2 separate regions of the Homo sapiens genome follow, and region 2 is linked to region 1. A link is an interaction called in ENCODE POLR2A ChIA-PET data of the cell type or tissue named here. Cell type or tissue: PC-3. All regions are shown on one strand. Each heading gives the region's core, and the rest is flanking DNA. Links, peaks and the distances in the headings are about the cores only. Region 1 holds the start of NOX5 (NADPH oxidase 5). Region 2 holds the start of PAQR5-DT (PAQR5 divergent transcript).

Region 1 (10,314 bases), core at 4,926-7,425:
ATATATATTCATATTTATTTACATCTTTACCATCTATCTTATTAGCCAAAGCAGTTACAAATGGAAATTTTAAAAAATTGTATTTATAATTGTTATTAAAAGTTGGATAATTAAATAAATGCTTTTGGCAAAATGTCTACACAGAATAAAATAATTAGATAACTACAGTATACTATTTTATTTACATTTTCTGATCAAATTATAAATGCCTAAATGTAAAAATAAATAAAATAATGAGAATTAGCAGAAATTATAGGAAATTTGTATCATCTTTAAGTAGGGGCACAAGATAGGGATCCCAAAAACATTAAGGAAAATGATCTGTAGATCTGCATATGTAAAAATTAATTTCTGCATGACAGAAGACAACAAATTCAAAAGGCAATAGGCTGAAGGAAAATATTTGCAATAAGCATGATGGAATGGTCACACCTGTTATAAAATAACAACAACTAAAAGGGCAACAATAACAGTAAATGCTTTTATTAGGTATTGATAAATTGCAGCTGTGTTAGTGTTCTTTTAACATAGAAGTCCTATAGGTTTGACAGAAGCAAAAACAAACAAACAGAAACCAGCAATGGAAAGTAGCAAAAGATATAAAAGGACAATTCATAAGAGAGAACTTATATTGGTTGATAAACATTTGAAAAGATGTTCAATTCACTTCTCATGCCTGGGGAAATGGGATTTATAACAATTATATCTTTTGTAGTTGGGGGAAGTGGTATCAGAATGCCAAAAATCAAAAGATTGGTAATATCCAATATAAACAGTGCTGGTGAGAACATGAATTGTACTATCTTTCAGGCAATTCAATTTTTAGGAATGTATCCTACAAAAATAAAAGTGTTACTGCATAATGGCCCATATCCATCATCCACCACTGTGTACTAGATTGCCATTCAAAACAGCTAAGCCCGCCCACGTTATCTATAATAGGTGTGAATTGATTTGAATAAATACAGTAGCACTGTGTGGAAGGGAATCATCAGGCTGTCAGCACTGGTCCTTAAAGAGGCAGGACTGGAGGGGAGAAAGAGGATTTCAGTTCTGTATTGCTTTACGCCTCAGTATGATTGATCTGATGGTATCCATGAGCATACACCATTCTTGTGATAATCTTTGAAAACTCTTCATTTTGAGATAATTATGGATTCACATACAGGTATGAGCCATAATGTAGAGATTTCTTTATTCCGTTTCTCCCAATTGTAATATCTCACAAAATTGTAGTACAATATCACAAAGAGGATACTGACATTGATAGAGTCAAGATACAGAACTTTCCACCACAAGACTCTCTCAAGTTGCCGGTTCACAGCCACACCTACATCCCTCCCTGCCCCCTTCCATGGCAGGTGGGCAGTGGGCAAAGTCCTGACTCTCCACTGGGCCTCCTCTGACCATCCCAGTCGGGAGGAGGAGGGAGTACCTCGTTACTGCCGGGTATGACAATTAAAAAGCAAGCAAGGCCGGGGGTGGTGGCTCATGCCTGTAATCCTAATACACTGGGAGGCTGAGGCAGGAGGACTGCTTGAGTTAAGGAGTTTGAGACCAGCCTGCGCAACATAGTGAAACCTCATCTCTACAAAAATTTAAAAAATTAGCCAGGCATGATAGCATGCACCTGTGATCCCAGCTACTCTAGCAGCTGAGGTGGGAGGATGGCTTGAGCCTAGAAGGTCGAAGCTAAAGTGAACTTTAATCACACCATTGCACTCCAGCCTGGGCAACAGAGAACCCATCCCTTATAACATAATAAAATATAAAATAGAATAGAATAGAGCAAACAAAAAATCCCTCTCCATCCCCTGACCTTTAATCCTGTGCCATCAGTGAGCTCTGGCCCGGGATGTGGCTCCCCAGGGCAGCTTCTCCAAAAGGTGATATCAAGGGTGTTACTGGCCTCTTATCCCCCAGCAAATTAATACCTTAGTAAAACAAACATTTTACACGGCACAACCTCATCCCAGAACACACCTGTGAGGCAAGTGGCTCAACAGGTACAGCCCACTGATCAGATGAGAATCCGCCCTCTGAAGCACGGTTCCCAGCTTTGGGCGTCCAGTAACACAAAAGAGTCTTGTGGGGGTGGGGGTGGGGGTGGTCCTCACTTGGTGGGAGAGGTGCACTGTCAGCATCTCCCTAGGTTGTGTCCCAGCTAACTGTAATTCCCTATCAGAGCAGCGTTTTCTAGGTTAAAATAAGGGCTTATGGAGACCAAGCTTTCATCATTCAGGTAAAGCCTCCACGTAGCAGGCTTCAAAGACAACAGAGTGTAAATGTTTCTTATCAGACTTAAAGAGTCTGTTGCTGGCTCACACCAACTCCGCCAGCTGCCTCTCACCTGCCTGAGCAAGTACCCGGTCCCCAGGCCTGGCCCTGCAGCCTCCTTGCCCATTCTCCCTGCCAATCCCTAGGAATCCCACCTGCTGCTTGTTCCTCTTTCTCTGAAACCCAAATGGGAGTTGGAGTTTCCCTAGGATGCCTGAGCAACCGGCGCCTCTGGGGCTCCATGAGTGCGGTCCGGTCCATGGACCGCCCACAATTGCATCATCTCAAGAGTTGAAAGTGCACATTCTCTGCAGCCCCAGATCTTCAGGACCAGAAGCTCTGAGGTTTGGGCCCTGGGAGTGTGAATTCTAGCAAGCATTCTCAGAGCCGCTGGTATTACTGAGTGAAAAGAAACCCTCAGACAGCACTTCCATGGTTTTCTAAAGTGCCTCGTGCCTGCTGGGTGATCCTGTGCCAGTTATTTGACCTCTGTTTCTCTGTTTGACCTCTTTATAGGCATGTGTCTTATGCTATATATGTGTGGCATGTATTTGAGTGTGTGTGTGTGTGTGTGTGTGTGTGTATAAAATATATCAACAAAGAGTCAAACTATAAAATACTTGAAGATACTTACTCTGAGCCAAATACGAGTGACCAATGGCCTGTGACACAGCCCTCAAGCTATCCTGAGAACATATACCCAAGGCTGTTGGGTCACAACTTGGTTTTGTACATTTTAGCAAGACATAAAACATCAATCAATACATGTAAGTTGTACATTGGTTCTGTCCGGAAAGGTGGGACAGCTGGAAGCAGGGGCTTCCGGGTCGTAGGTAGATTCAAAGATTTTTCTGATTGGCAATTGGTTAAAAGAATTAAGTTTTTGTCTAAAGACTTAGGAACGTCTGGCCGGCCGCAGTGGCTCATGCCTGTAATCCCAGTACTTTGGGGGGCCGAGGCAGATGGATCACTTGAGGTCAGGAGTTCGAGACCAGCCTGTTCAACATGGCAAAACCCCATTTCTACTAAAAATACAAAAATTAGCCTGGTGTGGTGGCATGCACCTGTAATCCCAACTACTTGGGAGGCTGAGGCATGAGAACTGCTTGAGCCCAGGAGGTGGAGGTTGTAGTGAGCCAAGATCACGCCACTGCACTCCAGCCTGGGTGACAGAGTGAGGCTCTGTCTCAGAAAATAAATAAATAAATAAATAAATAAATACTTAGAAATTTCTATGTTAAAATAAGGGGTTATGGAGACCAAGGTTTCGTCATTCAGGTAAAGCCTCCAGGTAGCAGGCTTCAAAGACAATAGAGTATAAATGTTTCTCATCAGACTTAAAGGGTCTGTTCTATCAGTAATCCCACAAGGGAGGAGAGTATAATGAGGCATGTCTGGTCCCTCCTTCCCATGATGGCCTGAACTAGTTTTTCAGGCTAACTTTGGAATGCCCTTTGCTGAGAGGAGGGGTCCATTCAGATGGCTGAGGGGATTAGATTTTTATTTTTGGTTTACAAATATATGTTTTAGTGTGTGTATGTATGTATGTATATATATATATGCATATGTCATATATGCTTTAGTGTGTGTGTGTATGTGTGTGTGTGCATGCATGCTTCAGTTTCCTCATTTATTAAAAGCGTTAGTGATAGCTCACCTTGCAGAGTTGTGACAGGGCATAGGATGTCTGTCTAGCACATGATGATTAGGTATGTACACCTTTCTCTTCTCTTTTTCATGCCTATTAACTCACGTCACTTTCCAAGTCAGCAAGTCCTAGATGGATTCCCATTTCCCACAGGGAGCACAGACAGATGTCCTCTCAGGGCCCCTGCATTGACTTGGGGCAGAGCCAGGCCTAAGTCCCAGGCTTCAGACTCCTCAGGTTCTTCTTGCGGACCACCTGTCTAGGTTCTCACTCTCTCCTCGCCTATAAATGTGTGGTCCTAGTAAGTCACTGGAGCTGCAGGCAGCAAGGAGGGTGCTCCAGGCAGCCCCTGCCAGAGGCCAGTCCAAAGCTCCCAGGGCCCAACTCACTGTGGAGGAGGGGGGTGAGATGAGGCATGGAGAGAACCTGTAGCTGGGAGTGTCAAGGGCCAGGGCAATGCCCCCACCCAGCCTCCCACTGAGATAGGCCAGCTCCTGCACGCTCCCAAGGCAGGGGCTCCAGGCCCTCCAGTGTGCCAGCCACTTTATTTAGTATATTGGCCCCTTCTGTCTTTGGTGCAGCCCAGTGAGGTAGGTATTATTACTATCCCTGTGTACCAGAAGCAGCCCACAGCTGGAAAAGAGGAAGAGAGCTTCGCATCAGACCTTCTCATCCCTCGTGGCTTCAACATCAGCCAAGGAGCCTCTTTTAAGAGCTTCCTAGGTTTTTTCACACCAGCCCCAGAGAACCACTGTCCTGGGCCCAGCCCCACACACTTCTCCCCACCCCCGACCCAACAATGACTCTGCTTCGACCTTCACTGATGGGCGTTCACTGCCTGTGCAGACTCCAAGCTTCGAGTGCCTGCTTCTCATGTCCCTGAGCTGAAGCCGCCTTCCCATCACTGCCCCCCCAAAGACATTCACACCTCCCACTGACTTATAGCCACCCTTTGGTGGTTTCAAGGCAGCCCTCCACGGCCCAAAAGAGCACTCACCTAATGACTAGTGGTTCCCAAACTGCAATATGTTCTTGCCAGAAACATGAGAGTTTGTAAAAATGTGCATTCTGACTCGCCAACCTTGGTGGGGAGGAGGCAGGAATCTGCACATTTCACCTGCACCCCGGATCTTGTGACCCACGCATGGGTGACCCACCCATGCACCTGGAGAAATGCTGCCCTAGGGGTTAAACAGCCTCCACTTTCTTCATCTCTCGGGACCCTCGGGAAGGCATTCCACAAAGCAGAGAGAATTCTGGAAAAAGGGCTGCATGCAAGTGCTAACGCAGGGAAGGCAGGGAGGAGGTATCTGCTGTTCACCTCCCACTTTTCAGAAACAAGATCAGTGTGGTGGGCCTGTGCAAGGGGAGAGGTAACTCTGGGAAGGGGCTGAGAAGAGACTGGGACAGCCAGAGTGATCTAGGTGGTGAGGGAATAGGGTGGGAAGGAAGGTAACACTGTAGGTAGCAGGAAGGAGCGGGAATCTTCAGATTTCAGAGCTCAAGGGGAACAATGTGCTCACCAGAGGCCAGAATTTACCCCAGGAGACCAGGATTTTAGGTCCAGCCTTGCTTTGCACCAGCTGAATGACCAGCCCACAAGCATCTCTCCAACAAAGGGCTATGAGGACCAAATGAGATGCTGTTTGGAAAAGTACAACTGGAAAGCATTGTACAAATGCTGGGTATTGCTATTACACTGACTTGGCCAGTTCTTTATTTTACAGATGAGAAAACAGACCCAGAGAGGGCTGGTGACTTATCCAAGATTGCCCAGCTTGCTAGTAGCAAGGCAAGAATAGAGCTCAGATCTTCTGATTTCTGCCCAAGGCAGACACAGTTACCTTTTGTAGATCCCACAAAGGCAAATAATCCCACCTTTCCCTTGTCCCTGGCATGGAAAGCTGGACAAATGAGCCACTCACCCTCTACAGCCTTCAGGGCCCGTCTGGGCTGGGTCTCCAGATGTGTTCATCTTCTCCTGTCTTCTAGATCACAGGTCCCAGAAAGACTGCTGTCCATTGAGCTGCCTGCACTGTGTAGCCACCCCCCTGACTCCTCCTCTTCCTGACTCCTAAAGACCTGCTCACACCCACAGTCCCTCATAAAACTGGTGGCTGAGTTGGTCTAGAAAAATCCCAACCAGGAAGCATGGAATGCAATGGGGCAAGAGTTTTATTAGGAAGGATGAGCTGTCTTCCATCTGGCCCAGTATCTTCTCTTTCCTTTCCTCAAAAATACTATGGTGAAGCTAGGTTATCTAGGAACATACTGTGAAAAAAATCACCAACAACTCCAGGCAGGCCCTGCTTATAAGTCAAGCAAGACTTCGCCAATAACAATAATATCAATTATCAACAAAAATGTTTAAGCACTTACTCTGAGCCATGCACTGTGCTAAGAACTTTGCACGTATTGCTCAGTTTAATTCGTAACACAGCCCTATCTGGTGGGTGTTGGCATCATTCTATTGATTAGGGAAGTGAAACAGAGAGGTGAAGTAATGTGTCCAGTGGGCTCAGCACAAATTTTACAACTACATTGGGCTGACTGTGGAGATTGTATAGTTAACCACCCATGGAGCTATACTCAGTCTCAACATATTGTGTACAACTATATTGAAACAGTCACCTGCAGAGGTTCCTAGCCCATAGAGCCTAGGGAAAAAAGTGGGACCTGCAAGCTATTTTGTTTTAAACTTAAGGGAAATTGTATAATTACTTAGGTAATACTGCTCTGCGATTAAAATTCAAAGTGTTTATACTTTTTGTTTTGCCTGGAAAGAGATCAGCTTTGGCTGATAACCCTGGCCATCTGGTGCAGATTGGGATGTCCTAGTGGTGATTTTAGATGTCTCTGGTTAATTTCCAAAATCAGGGAAATGATTAGTTATCATTATGGTTTTGTTTTAAAGCAGAGTGCTACAAGAAATTTCTCCCAGTATGTGGCTCATGGTGGGGGTACCCTAAAGGGATCCTTTGGTGCTGGCCATGTCAAGTCTTCTGAACCAGCAGGGGCTCACTGGAAGCCTCTTTGCTGTCACTCACATATTTTTCTACCCACAGATTCAGCCAGTTCTCATTTGTTTGGGGCCAGTCCCAAGACAAGTTCTACAGAATTTCAGTGATCTTTTGGTAATCTCTGGAAATGGGGTGCTCCCATGCCTGGAGAGCAGCAATTTTGGAGGCTACTTTGACTGTTTCAATAGTTTTCCTGGCAAAGTAAAGAGAGAAATACAAACACATTTCATTAAATCAGTTCAGGAATAATATGTAGGAAACAGAAAATTCTTTTGAGGAAATAAGCCAAGCAGTAAATATGAATTATACTTTCAAGTTATGGCCAGTTAAGGGAAAAAAGCAAGAATGAGAAGATGTGAGACAGAGCTGCCGGTACCCACTGTAATTGTAACTATCTGTGTGTGTCTCTTTCTGTCCCTCTGGACTGTGAGCCCCTAAAGGCAAGATCTGTGCCTCATTAGTTTTGAATCCCAGGAAACTAGCACAGTGCTCACTATATCATGGGCATTCCATGTATGTTTGTGGAATGAATAAACCTGCCTCAATTCAACAAATACTTAGGAAACACTATATCCAGGCCCTGATTGTATACACAGAGACAAGTAAGATAATCCAGCATGGTAAATGAAGATACAGAAGTGTGTTGTGAGACAGCATTGGGAAGGGAGAACCGAGGAGACTTCCCAGTGAAAGTGACTGATCTGTAGTGGGTTTTAGAACATGAGTAGGAGTTTGCCAGGTGGAAACGGAAAAGGACATTCTGGGCAGCTAGAAGATCGTGTAGAAAGGCATGAAATGAGAATGCATTCTGTGTCCTGGGAACTATAAGCAGTTCAGGTAATGACCTGGAGACGCACACATTTGAAAGCAGAACTGGAGCAGGGAGCAGGAGTCAGGTCATGACAAATTTGGCAGGAAGAGAGCTAAAGGCCTAGGATTACCTAGGAGCTAGGAAGCCAGTAAGCAATGCTAAGCAATGGAGCAACACATCAATACTTGCCAAAGTTCTGACAACAATCTAGTTCATATCCTAGTATCTGGACAAAATGCAAGTTTTTAAAGGGAAGTAATAAACATGAAAAAAAATTTTTTTTTTTTTTGAGACGAAGTCTCACTCTGTTGCCCAGGCTGGAGTGCAGTGGCATGATCTTGGCTTACTGCAACCTCCGTGTCCTGGACTCAAGTGATTTTCCTGCCTCAGCCTCCCTAGTAGCTGGGATTACAGGCATGCACCACCAGGCCCAGCCAATTTTTGTATTTTTAGTACAGGTGGGGTTTCACCATGTTGGGCAGACTGGTCTCGAACTCCTGACCTCAAGTGATACACCTGCTTCAGCCTCCCAAAGTGCTGGGACTACAGGTGTAAGCCACCGCACCTCGCCAGAAAATGTATTTTTAAAAGCGTCTTTTTTCTAACAAAACTTTTGGAAGGAGAGATTTTTTTCTCTCAATGACACTTTTTTATAATTACACAAATTATAAACATTAATTATTAGGCCAAGGTTTGTGGATCACTTGAGCTCAGGAATTCGAGACCAGCCTGGGCAACATGGCGAAAACCCATCTCCACCAAAAATACAAAAACATTAGCTGGGTGTGGTGGTGTGCACCTATAGTCCCAGCTACTCAGGAGGCTGAGATGGGAGGATCGCTTGAGCCCAGGAGGCAGAGGCTGCAGTGAGCCAAGATCACACCACTGCACTCCAGCCTGGGTGACAGAGTGAGACCCCATCTTGATTTTAAAAAATAATAATTATTATTATTTAAAAATTAGAAAAAAAGCCTAAAAGCACAAAAAAAGAGTAAAAATCGGTGTAATCCACTTGCCCAGATTAAAATCACTGCTAAAATGGAATGTTTGTTTATTTCCAGTTGCATGCAGAAGGTAGCCCAGCGTGGGATTCAGAGTGGGGTTGTGTCTGACAAGCTCACTTGCCTGAGCTAGTTTGCCTTGTTGAGGCCGATTTGCCACTAAGGAGGAAGTTGGATTGGGGGGCTTCAGATAGTTCCTGGGGAACAAGGGAGAGTGTGAGTCTCTTCTCCAGCTTTGCCCTGGAACTCTGATCTGAGACCCTGAAGAAAGAAGGTGGGGGGCTCTCCCTAATTTTGCAGGGAATTTGGTGTGGTTCTGGTATTATTTGGTTATTCAGGGGTCGTGAATTTTGGAGGCCCAGGGGAGAGCCCCTGCACTGGGAGGTGCTTTCCAAAGAGACACAAACTATGGGACAATGGAAGAAGAGATCCCCTCCAAAGGCTGTCAGAGTGACTGGATGTGAGTGGCCGGCTTGTGAGTGCCTGTGAGGTGCCTACCCAGGAAATAGCTGGGGAGAACTGACAGTTGGCTGAGGGAGCCTGAGACCCTGCAGTCAGCCAAAGGGGTACATCCATGCTAATGTCCCTTCCTTCACACCCACAAGCTGGAGCCAGAAAAGTAAGAAGTGGTCACTCGGGACTTCTGGTTGAGATGCATCAAGTTTACTCTGAGTTCACCCTTTGAGACCTCCCCATCTGTGCCATACACAAAGCGATGAGAGATAAAGTCTTTTTTTTTTTTTCAGATGGAGTTTGGCTCTTGTTGCCCAGGCTGGAGTGCAGTGGTGTGATCTCGACTCACTGCAACCTCCACTTCTGGGGTTCAAACGACCCTCCTGCCTCAGTCTCCCGAGTAGCTGGGATTACAGGTGCCTGCCACCACTCTCAGCTAATTCTTTGAATTTTTAGTAGAGATGGGGTTTCATCATATTGGCCAGGCTGGTCTCTAACTCCTGACCTCAGGTGATCCACCTGCCTTGGCCTCCCAAAGTGCTGGGATTACAGGTGTGAGCCACCGCGCCCGGTTTAAAAGACTGCCTGCTCTTGAAAAACAGATAAACATCTCTATTGACCAGAGATAAGGCAGAAATATGCAATGGCAAGTGAAACTGAAGCTACAGTTCTGCGCAGCTCCAAGTCCAGAGGCAAGTAGAGGCTGCTGCAGGTGAAGGGATGTGAACCCCTCATCTGAGGGTGCAGCTTGTGGCTGCAGTGAGTGCCAAGAATGAAGTACTCAGACAATTCCAGCTGAGCAGGGCGGGGAGCAGCTCCTCTGAGAGAGTGCCGCTCCAAGGTCTGTCCACCGAATATTTATTGAGAGAGCTTGTTTAAACTACAATTCAAACAAAAGGCATCCACCAGGCGGCTCTTTGCAGTTGGGCCATGAGGCACATATGGCCTTGGAAATACACATAGACCATAGTCTCAGGAGGCTGTTTTCAGCGCTCCTTACTACACATTCCTTTCCTTGCCCTGTTTTCAGGGTCAAGGAGTTTCAGTCGCATGCACAAACAACATGCACACAGTGCCTCGGTACTTTTCCATTCCTCGACCTCA
Region 2 (10,314 bases), core at 3,737-6,236, 280 kb before region 1:
TCTATGGCTCTGCGTGGGAAGGGGCAGTTGTCACCCCCGACTCCCACTAAGCTGAGCCCTCCTCCCAACCTAAGCGGGAGGAAGCCGGTTCTGCTCACGGATAAGAGTTACCGGGCTCCTGAGTTCTTGTTCTGCTGGGCCGGGGTCCACCCCCTCTCCTGGGCTCATCCGACTAGGACTTGGGAAGTGCTAGGGGAGCCAGGAGATGCCCAGCTGGGGGCTGTGGCCGGGGGGAGGCCAATGACAGAGCAGGGGGAACTCCCTGTAGCTGGGCACCCACTTCAACAGGGCCGGGACGACCCCCGCAGGCAGTGGGCCGCCCCTCACCCACACGGTCCTGCTCAGCCCAGGCTCACATCTGGGCTCAGGAGGCGGGAAGCACAGGTGTAAAGAAATCGCCAACTGTGCAGCCCCAATCCAAGGGTTTTATTAAAGTGGGGGCGGCGGGAGGGGGGCGGTGGAGGAAGGATAAGCGGCGCAAACGCCCTGGAGAGTGAGAGAAAAGGTGCGAGAAGGCAACAGCTCCCCTCACCGCCCTCGATTGCAGCAGAGAGCCTTCTGCACGGCGGCGGCCGCCCCACCTTCACACCGGCCCCGCGTGCGGTGAAAGTGGCCGAGCCGCGCCGCCGCCGGATCAGGGCCGCCCCGGCACAAACTTTCCCAGACCCGCCCTCGGAGCGGCCACCCAGGCTCAACGGGCTCCACGGGCGCAGGGCGGCTGGGGCTGCCGCGGAGGGCGGGTGCGCGTGGACCGGGAGGTGGGGAGGCGGCGCGCGGCGGGGAGTCCCGCCCCGGGTTACCTGGGTTCCAAGGGTCTCGGGAGTCCAGTGGACAGGGCGCGGGGACAGCACAGGCAGGCCGGAGACCAGACACTCCTCCCGGGCTGCGGCGACCCCGGACTCGCGGGCCCTGCACCTGGCCCTGCGGGTCGCCGCGCCTACCCATGCCGGTCCCCGCCCGTCCCCTCCCGCGCGGGGCGGGGCGGCCCCGGGGGAGGAGCCGAGGGCCGTGGGCACCACCCCCTGAGCCAGGCCTGCGCCTCATCACGTGCCACCGACCCTGGGCTCTGTGACTTCCAAAGACTCGCCACCCCATTCCACAGCCTGAGGTGCCACCAAAGCCATAAGCCCAGGGGAGTCTCTCACACCCCATTCTCCTAGGGCCCATGTACCCCACGCCCACCTCCACCCCAGGAGCCGAAGGCCGGCAGGGAGCCTGGAGAGCCTCCTTGATGGGAGAACTGCGGAGCTTGCCCCTCGGAAAAGTGCATGGGGTGGAGAACAGGGAAGGAGAAAAAAACAACAACTGGGTACTCGCAGCCCCACCGCGGTGTCCGCTTCGCCGGTGGGAGAGGATCCTCGCCGCCCTGAATCCTTGAAGTGAGTTCCACCCCTGTCTCTTGGAGTGCTCAGGGTGGCGGGCCCTTTGCCAGCCCTCACCCTTTCCCCAGGGATCCTGTCCCAGGTCACAGGCTCCTAGACTGGAAGGCGCTGGGCCTGGACCTCTGCCACTCAGTGGACACAGCTATAAGAGATGAAGGGACACAGAGGACAAAGAAGAAACATTTGGCTTCAGGGAACCAGACTCTGTGTCTCCTCCCAGGTGCTGAAGGAACAGGTTGCAGCTACCTGGTGCCCCCACCCCGACCCTGCCAGAGAAAGGTTGGAACATCCACACCTGTGGACCGAAGTCCCCCACCAGGCTCTTTCCTCCCACCCTTCAGCCCCAGGCTCTCTGAGCTCCTGCTCCTCCCTGCCTTGCCTTGTTTGCTGAGGGCACACACAGTGGAGAGAGCACAGGACTGGGAGTCCAGAGACCTGGGCTCTAGTCTACTCTGTGACTCGGGTCAAGTCTCTGGCCCTTTGTGGGCCCAAGTTGCCCCATTTGCAGTGAATAGGTTGCAGTCAATTATCTCCGGCCATTTTTACGGATCCTGAACCGTGGTCTTGGGCACCTTGCTTTATTAGGCTTTTTGGTGGCTGTGCATCTTGTAAGGGTGTGTATGCATGTGCGTGTGTGTGTGCGTGCGACATGCGCTTGTCCTCTCAGACCCAAGTTCTTAAAGGGAAAGAGACTGGGGCCTACACAGAGGCAGGCATGTATATTCCACAGACCAGAGTTTGACAAGAATGACTGGACACAAGAGTGGAGCCCAGTCCCAGCTCTATGCTGAATTCAGAGTAGCCTTGGACAAGACCCTCACCATCTACAAAATGGAGATTAATAATCCCTGCTTTGCCTTTCCAAGGCTAGTCGGGGGACTCAGTGAGATATTAGATATGAAGCTCTTTGAAGGGGAATAGCACAGGGATGTGTGCTTTTGATGTCTGGGCCAGTGATGGGTTTGGGGGAAGAATAGGGTGTGAAGCATTCTCTGGGAGGCAAAGGCTGGCACTGGACTGATTGGCCACCCTGCCAAAGCTGCAGCATGCACAGCACAGGCAGGCACCCCACCACCAGCAGCCAAGGTGAGCAGAGATGCCTGGTGCCCCACCTGGATTCCTGCCTGCTGTAGGTATCTGTGTGTGCACCTTGAAGAAACTAAAGAGGGAAGATAAAGAGGCTCCCAACCTAAATGGAGGTGGTCAGTGGATTACTGATGAATCGATCTGCATATCTTGGCCAAAATCACCCTCCTCTGCTCTTAGGGAGTTTAAAGTCTAACTGAATGATTGAACATGAACCCTTTGGAGAATGATGTGGAGCCAGGAGAGGGGATTGTGGATGGTGAGCACACAGGATGATCAGAGGAGGGGGAAGGGCAGGGAGGGGCCGGGGAGGGGGGTACTTAGACCACATGGAGATGCATTTAGAGTATTGTGTTCAACACTCCTATTTCATAGTGATGAAATGGAGGCCCAGAGAGGGAAAGTGACCTGCCCAAGGTCACACAGTCACAAGAAGTCAGTAGCAGAGCTAGAACTTGGACCCAGGACTTCAGGAATCTATGCTGGATTTGAGCCTCCTGTGCAGCCGAGGGAGACCTGAAGTGTGGGAAGGACTGGGATACGTACCAGTGGGCAGGAAGAAAGAGTGAGGCAAAGTGCAGAGGTGGGAACTTTGTACAGCAAGGGAAAGGAGCTGGAATCACAGGCAGGATCTGGAAGGAGGGAGCTGCCCAGACCTGGAAAGCCAGGCTGAGCACTGCAGACCACAGAGGGTTTCGAGCTGACACCAGTTGGGAAGATACAGGCGTGCGAGGGGCACACGCCCAAATGACCCAGTGAGACAGCAGGTGACATGACAGCAAGGCAGCAAGGAGACGGGGAAGAGCAGCTCCAGGAGTCAGGCAACCTCCAATCAAATGGCCTTGAGCAAGTTGTCTCTCTTCTCTGACCCTCAGTTTCTTTTTTGTGGAGTGAGAGATAATCATCTTTTTTTCCTTTCAGGGTTATTGTAGTGACCACAGAATGCATTTGGAAGTGCTCTGTAAACTGCAGAGTGCTAAGTAAATTTAATATTTGGAGTTGTGTTTTATTTTCCAAAGGGCTCAGTAAACATTTGTGGAACTGACTGATATTGGATTGGACACTCTCCTCATGGCAATGGGCAGAGGGACCACAAACGGAGGGGGGCAGGGATTGGGGTGGTCAGAGGGAGTCCTGGCAAGGGTGTGAAGGAAGGAGAGCTTCAGTCTTAAATGTGAGTCTCCCTCTGACATCTTTACAACATAACTCAAAAAGCCTTTTTGGGGGGAAACAGTCCTACCCCAATCCATGTGACTCAAAATGCCCCATCTCTTCCTTTGCCTGTGTGTTCAAGGGGCGCCATATCAGATGTCACTATTCTATGTGTTCTTCACCCATCCCCACTGGCCATCTACTCCTCAGGCACTCACCAGCTCCTCCTGGGTGGGCCCAGACGTTATATTTGTTTACAAGGCCTTGTTGGATAGCAGAAACGGTACTACAGAAACCATCGCCCTTAGTTAATATGGCAAGATTCAGGTCCCTCACATGTGTTCTCAGCCCCCTGGCACCCAACTCTACCCCAATCCATAAGTCCGCTCACGCCTCCCCTCTCCTTGGCAATGGAGTCACCAGGGCAGGGCTTACTGCCCCACTTGGCAGATGAGAAAACGGAGGCTAGGAGAGAGGCGCTGCCTGGCAGCGCGAAACCTAGAACAGCCTCACCCACACCGTCAGAGTTGCCCTGCTGATGAGGCCATTATCTCATCAGGGCTGGAAGTATTTGCCTCATTTGACAGAGGAGGAAATGGGCACTAAGGGCAAGGACATGCTTTACGGGAACTTCTTGCAGAGCTTTCTTTTCTGCCACTGTATCCAGATAAGGGGTCCATGTTGCCAGTGGTTTCCCAGTGTTGCCGTGACAAATTATCATGCACAGCACCTTCAAACGACAACTATTTACTCTCAGTCCTGGAGGCCAGAAGTCCCAAGTCGGGGCATTGCAGAGTTGTGCTCCCTCTGAAGCTTCCATGGCTCCCTCTGACCGCTGCCCATCCCTGCCCCCTACGTTTATGGTCCCTCTGCCCATGGCTGTGAAGAGACACCATGCCCAATCCAACACTGGTCAGTTCTACAAATGTTTACTGAGGCCTTTGGAAGATAAAACACAACTCCAAATATTGAATTGGCTTATCACTCTGCAGTTTACAAAGCCACTTCCAAATGCATTCTGTGGTCACCACAATAACCCTGAGAGGGAGAATCCTTCCTTGTCTCTTCCAGCTTCTGGTTCCCAGCATCCCTGGGCTCGTGGCAGCATCACACAATCTTGCCTGTCTTCACATGCTGTCTCTGTGTGTCTGTGTCCTCTCGTCTCTGTAGAACAGCAGTCACTGGAGTCAGGATGAGCTCATCTCAAGATCCTTAGCTTAAGTACATCTGCAAAGACCCTTTTTCCAAACAACATCACAGTCACGGGTAGAGGAAGTTAGGATGTGGACATACATTTTGGGGACACTGTTCAATCGACATCAGTGTCTTTCCCCCACTGGCAGCACAAGGGGATCCAGCAAGGTCAGTTTCTTCCTTTTATCCTTCCCTCAACTTCTCACTGTGTCAGAGAGGGTCTCCTATAGCATCTTCTCCTATCTGGTCATGTTATGGAGGAGAAAGGAGGGTAAAGACATATAGGGTCCTTGCTGGGGACATTGAGTTGGGGGACTTACCTCCCTCTAACTCCCTTTCCTACCACCTCACAGTCTGGCCATGGCTTTTTTTTTTCTTTCTGTCACCCAGGCTGGAGTGCAATGGCACTATCTTGGCTCACTGCAACCTCTGCCTCCCAGGTTCAAGCGGTTCTCCTGCCTCAGCCTCCTGAGTAGCTGGGACTCAGGTACCACCACGCCTGGCTAATTTTTGTACTTTTAGTAGAGATGGGGTTTCACCATGTTGGTCAGGCTGGCCTCAAACTTCTGACTTCAAGTGATCCACCCGCCTCAGCCTCCCATGTGCTGGGATTACAGGCGTAAGCCACCGCACCCGGCCTGGCCATGGCCTTTCAAAAGGACCCTGGATCCCCTTCCTCTAACATCTTCCCATCATGGGGTCCCTATGGAAAGATGTCCCTTACGGTGAATAGGCTCAGAGAAAATGCCTGTTCTCCCTTCTCACCCCATCTGTGCCCCAGCCCTTCTTCTGATGCCCAGGTCCTAAGAGCCCCTTTGCCAGGGAGCCACAAAGCTTTGAATTCCATGCGGAAAGCACAGACTTCCAGGCAGAACCCCTTGGGGCAGGAGACACTGTGACTGGCATGGATCCCCAGGTGTGACCCTGTCTTGAGAGCAGGATTGAGGGAGGTGGAGCATGGGAAGCTGGCCTTTGGAGAGTGTGTGTCAGGGGGAAGATGCTGAGACAGGAGGAGGGTGACCTGCCTTGGCCAGAGAGAGAGATCACAAGGGCCTGTCATGTCCGGTACTTGAAGGAAGCCCCAGGCGTGCCCTGTGCCAGGTGGGCTCCTGAGGGCCAGTAGCCATCAAGGACCAGAACACTCAGCAAGGCCTTCAGGGCCATCTGACCTAGGGAGGAAAGCTGCTTGCAGAGAAGTAAAGATGCAGTGAGGGGACCAGCAGGCTTGCAGCATCCAGGTTGCCTCTGTCTCGGTGCCAGCTTCCCAGGCCCAGGCAATATCTTTACAGCAGCTGAGAGTCCACGGTGCCTCTTGGGCAGCCCCCTGCTTGCAAAGGGAGAACTGGGGGGCTGGGCTTGAAGCTACAATAGGATAGAAGCAGCCTGTTTCATTTAGGTGGAGGGTTTAATTGGGGTGGCTTGGAGGAGGGTGATTATAGAGGCCTCTATGAAGGGGGGTTAGCCCACCCTCCCCTGCATGCATCCCAGTCACCCACAGTAATTTCTGTTTTATCCTATTAGCTTAAGAGGGTCTCTGTTCCTGCATCCATAATTGCTCTAATAAGAAAACATAACGTCTGGTCCATTGGTTCTTAATCCTGGCAACAAGTTAGCATCCGACGCTATTTAATTCAAATCTCTGGAGGTGAGGCCCACGTCTCTTTTAAGGCTCCCAGGGGATTCTGATGTGCAGCCAGGGCGGAGACCCCCAGGTAGTCCAACTACCTCGGCCTGCTTGATTCTTGGGGCACCTTGAGAGGCGAGGCCACGGCTGCTTCCTTACCATCTCGCTCCTACAGTTCTCTGGGTTGGGCCCAGCACACAGCAAAGACATATAAATATGTATGTATGTGTGGACACACAGAGCCTTCTACTGCCGCTCCAGCAAATAGCCATGGTGGTGGATTCTTCCCAGCAGCAATTGCAATTGCCCTTACTGTCTGAATCACGGGCCATCAGTTACACAGTGCTTGCTGCTTCCCTGGGTTTCTCCTTGTTGCCCATGCCCCCTCTCCCAGTGAGTGGATGCTGCAGATGCTGAAGCTGTCCCCACTCAGGGAGGAACGGGAAGGAGCGAGCATCTTCTGGGCAGCTTCTGGGATCTGCTCTCAGCCTGAAGCCACTGCCTCTCCTTTAGGGCTAAAGTCCTTTAAGGATTACTCCAGGCAAAACTTCCACTGCCCCAGCAAGCACAGAGACTCCTTCCCTGACCCCATCTCCCTCTCAACCCTAAGGTACCAACTGTCTGCAAGCCCCAAGCAAAACCTCTACTAGGCTGTCTCTTTCAAGAGCCACAAAAATAATCATCACTTTTCATCCAGCAATCACACACCTGAGAACGTAGCCCATGGAAATAATCCTGAAAAAATGAAAAAGCCCTTTGAACAAAGTTTCAGCCTTATGTCTAATAGCCAGAAACTTGAAGCAACCTAAATGCCCAGCTCCAGAGCGCTGGTAAGCAAAGCATGCTCATGTTAAAAGCTAATAGTGAAGACTGTGGCAACGTGGAGAAATGCTGATGATATGGTGTTCGGTGCAAATTGCATTGCGCTGGAGCCCAGCTATGAGAAAATTGTGTATGTATGAATGAGAGATGGAGGGGAATTGCAAAAGTAAAAAGAAAACCAATGCCCATTTACTAGGTTTGGGGGATTGTAATTTTTTTTTATTTGTGGTGGTGTTATAATATTGTTTGTGCAATAAATATTTTATATGAAGAAATAATAATGATAATAATTTCTTGTACATCCAGAGAAGCCTCTTGAATGCACCTATTCCAGCACAGGTGTACCTGAGCATGGATCCTCACATGGACTGTCTTTCTGGAGTGTTTGCATTTGAAAGAAGCCTACACTGCAGCCAGGGTGACAGCTATTTTATTTTATTTATTTATTTATTTTTGAGTCAGAGTCTCGCTCTGTCACCCAGGCTGGAATGCAGCGGCATGATCTCCTGGCTCACTGCAACCTCTGCCTCCTGGGTTCAAGCGATTGTCGTGCCTCAGCCTCCCAAGTAGCTGAGACAAAAGGCGCTCACCCAGAGGCCTGGCTGATTTATTTTTTGTATTTTCAGTAGAGACAGGGTTTCACCATGTTGGCCAGGCTGGTCTCAAACTCCTAACCTCAAGTGATCCTCCCGCCTTGGCCTCCCAAAGTGCCGGGATTACAGGCGTGAGCCACCATGCCCGGCCGGTGACAGCTATTTTATTATGGGCAAGGAAAGGCCCTGAGCTCACCACCCGTAGCTGACCCCTTCCCCACACAGCCACCCACAGGACCACCAGCCTTCCTAGCTCAGTGCACTCTCCTTTGTGCAATGCAGGAAGGGGCAGACAGTCGTGCAGAGCTTACAGGCAACTCAGGCTCCAAGCCTCACTTTCTCTGGGCGGTATTTTACTCCATATTAAGAATATCTGGGCTGGTGCGGTGGCTCATGCCTATAATCCCAGCACTTTGGGAGGCCAAGGTGGGTGGATCGCCTGAGGTCAGGAGTTTGAAACTAGCCTGGCCAACATGGTGAAACCCTGTCTCTACCAAAAATACCAAAATTAGCTGGGTGTGGTGGTATGCGCCTGTAATCCCAGCTACTCGGAGGCTGAGGTAGGAGAATCACTCGTACCGGGGAGGCGGAGGTCACAGTGAGCCGAAATCATGCCATTGCACTCCAGCCTGGGTGACAGAGTGAGACCCCATCTCAAAAAAAAAAAAAAAAAAAGGATTATCTGTAGGGTCAGATGGGGATACTTTGAAAGAGTAAGAAGGGGGCCAAGGGGCCACAGCTTGTATGAGAGCTGAACCCAGGTGGTCTCAGCCAAGGGCACAGGCCTTCTACCTTCTGTTTCTGGGTCTTCCCCCTGAGATTGGGGAGGAGAGAGGTGACCAGCCGCTCTCCTGAGCCTCCTCTGCAGCAGGCTGGAGGGCTATGGACTCTTCTAGGGCTGAGACAGGGTGCTGACTCCAGGGAGGAGGGGGCTGGCACTGGGCCTGGGGCTTTCTTAACATCTGGGTGTGGACGTTTTGAAGTTGTGTTCTCAGGAAAGGCTTGAGGAAGCCTTGCTGTGTTCTCTGTTCCCACCCAGCTCAAAAGACGTAGGAAGTTCTCCCTGGCTGCTCTCCTGGGGCCTGGGCTGGACTTGCTGGCTGTGGGGCAGCTCAGGGCAGGCCAAAGAACCCTATGACATACCCAGTCTGCTCAGGGTGTGGAAGTCAGATTTACACAAAACATTCCATGGGAAGGGAAGGCTTCACTTTGATAAGAGGATTTAAAGTGATAATAACAGCCAATGTTTACCAAGCTCTTGCTACAAGCTAGGTGCCAAGAGCTTTGCAGGATCAGTATCTCATGTGGTACTCACCAAACTCCATGTCTATCACCATCCCATTTTATAGATTGGAAAGTTGAGGCTGTGACGTCTACAAGATCACACAGCTGGATCTCAAATCAGGACTGGCCCAAAGTTTGTGTTCTCAGTTGCTGTCTCCCGCTCTGAGGCCCACTGGCCCCCAGCCATGGCAAGCCTGGGCGTGAATTACCCAGTAGGTTTCACACGGTTCTTAGTACCACTTCTCTTAGTAATCAGAGAGTACATTTAGATTTTCAAAAATTAAATATAGATATAATTCTTCCTTGAACATATATGCTCTGAATTCACCACCACATATATCCTATAGCTAATGTTCAAAACAGGACTCCTATTCACTTCAACCAGCCAATCTGGAGGCTCTTACAGGATCGTGCCTTTGAGGCAAAAATGGTGAATATTCAGATAATGTGGGGAGCAGGCATTTTGTCCACTGTTCTTTTGGGAAATATAGAGTACTTCTAGTCCATTTCATACATTAAACCAGAAGGGACCACGGAAATCTATTAGCTATTCTAGGAACAGTAAGATCCTAAAAGGGCAAGTGACTTGCTTGTCACTTCAGGAATTAAAGGCTGACCTTGCATTCATTGCCACCTGTCCCGCTGGGGTTTCTTCCTCCTTAAACATTTTTGTGCAGTTATTTTGGGGGCAGTTTCTGACACTTGTATTAGAGAGTCCCTTTGGGTCCAGCTTGTCTCACACCTACCCTACGCAGTTTATTTTGGTTCTGTTGTAAAAATCCAAGTGTAAAAGCTTCCATCTAACACCCCCATCTGATGAGCCATGTGGATTATCCTGGGCTCCAGTGACAGTAGCAGCCACTGGGAATCTACTAAAGCAGTGTTTGCAAACTTCCTGGCTATTAAGTAACTTTCTGAACCGTAGCTGGATTTGAGAACACTTCTGAAATCCCTGCTAAATATTTTAGCATGGAGAGGGAGTTGCAAAAGAGAGGAAGAAGATAATCGAGGGCTGTGTAAATATTTAATTTAGCCTCAAGCTGGTAGCCTTAATTACAGAACATTAACGTCTTTATCATAATATTCCCAGGTCTAACTAATGATAAACAACCCTTTCTCAGGCTCACTATCAAAACCCCCAATCAGAAGTCTCCAGCCAGAGCCTCTTTCTATTGGT

What was found. ChIA-PET counts read pairs that join two places held together with the same protein. Peaks named below come from ENCODE experiments on the same cell type or tissue, not always from the same donor. Only the 100,000 strongest peaks of a DNase experiment are listed, where the experiment ranks them.
Region 2: POLR2A ChIA-PET joins it to region 1 with 7 read pairs; 3 of 35 experiments call an interaction of 5 or more read pairs at or near these places.

Annotation. Positions count from the first base shown.
Region 1 is chr15:69,010,322-69,020,635 of GRCh38, reverse strand. The region is part of intron 2 of SPESP1-NOX5 (SPESP1-NOX5 readthrough); the gene reads right to left. It overlaps NOX5 (NADPH oxidase 5), which reads right to left and starts at 5,941. Exons shown (of 16, transcript NM_024505.4): 1 at 5,851-5,941. The coding sequence starts at 5,900. RefSeq lists an enhancer at 4,333-4,834. In PC-3, for the core only: no CTCF peak of the experiment used is centred there; a DNase peak (open chromatin) is centred at 6,035.
Region 2 is chr15:69,289,543-69,299,856 of GRCh38, reverse strand. It overlaps PAQR5-DT (PAQR5 divergent transcript), which reads left to right and starts at 1,094. Exons shown (of 3, transcript NR_184010.1): 1 at 1,094-1,379. It overlaps PAQR5 (progestin and adipoQ receptor family member 5), which reads right to left and starts at 945. Exons shown (of 9, transcript NM_017705.4): 1 at 801-945. In PC-3, for the core only: no CTCF peak of the experiment used is centred there; no DNase peak of the experiment used is centred there.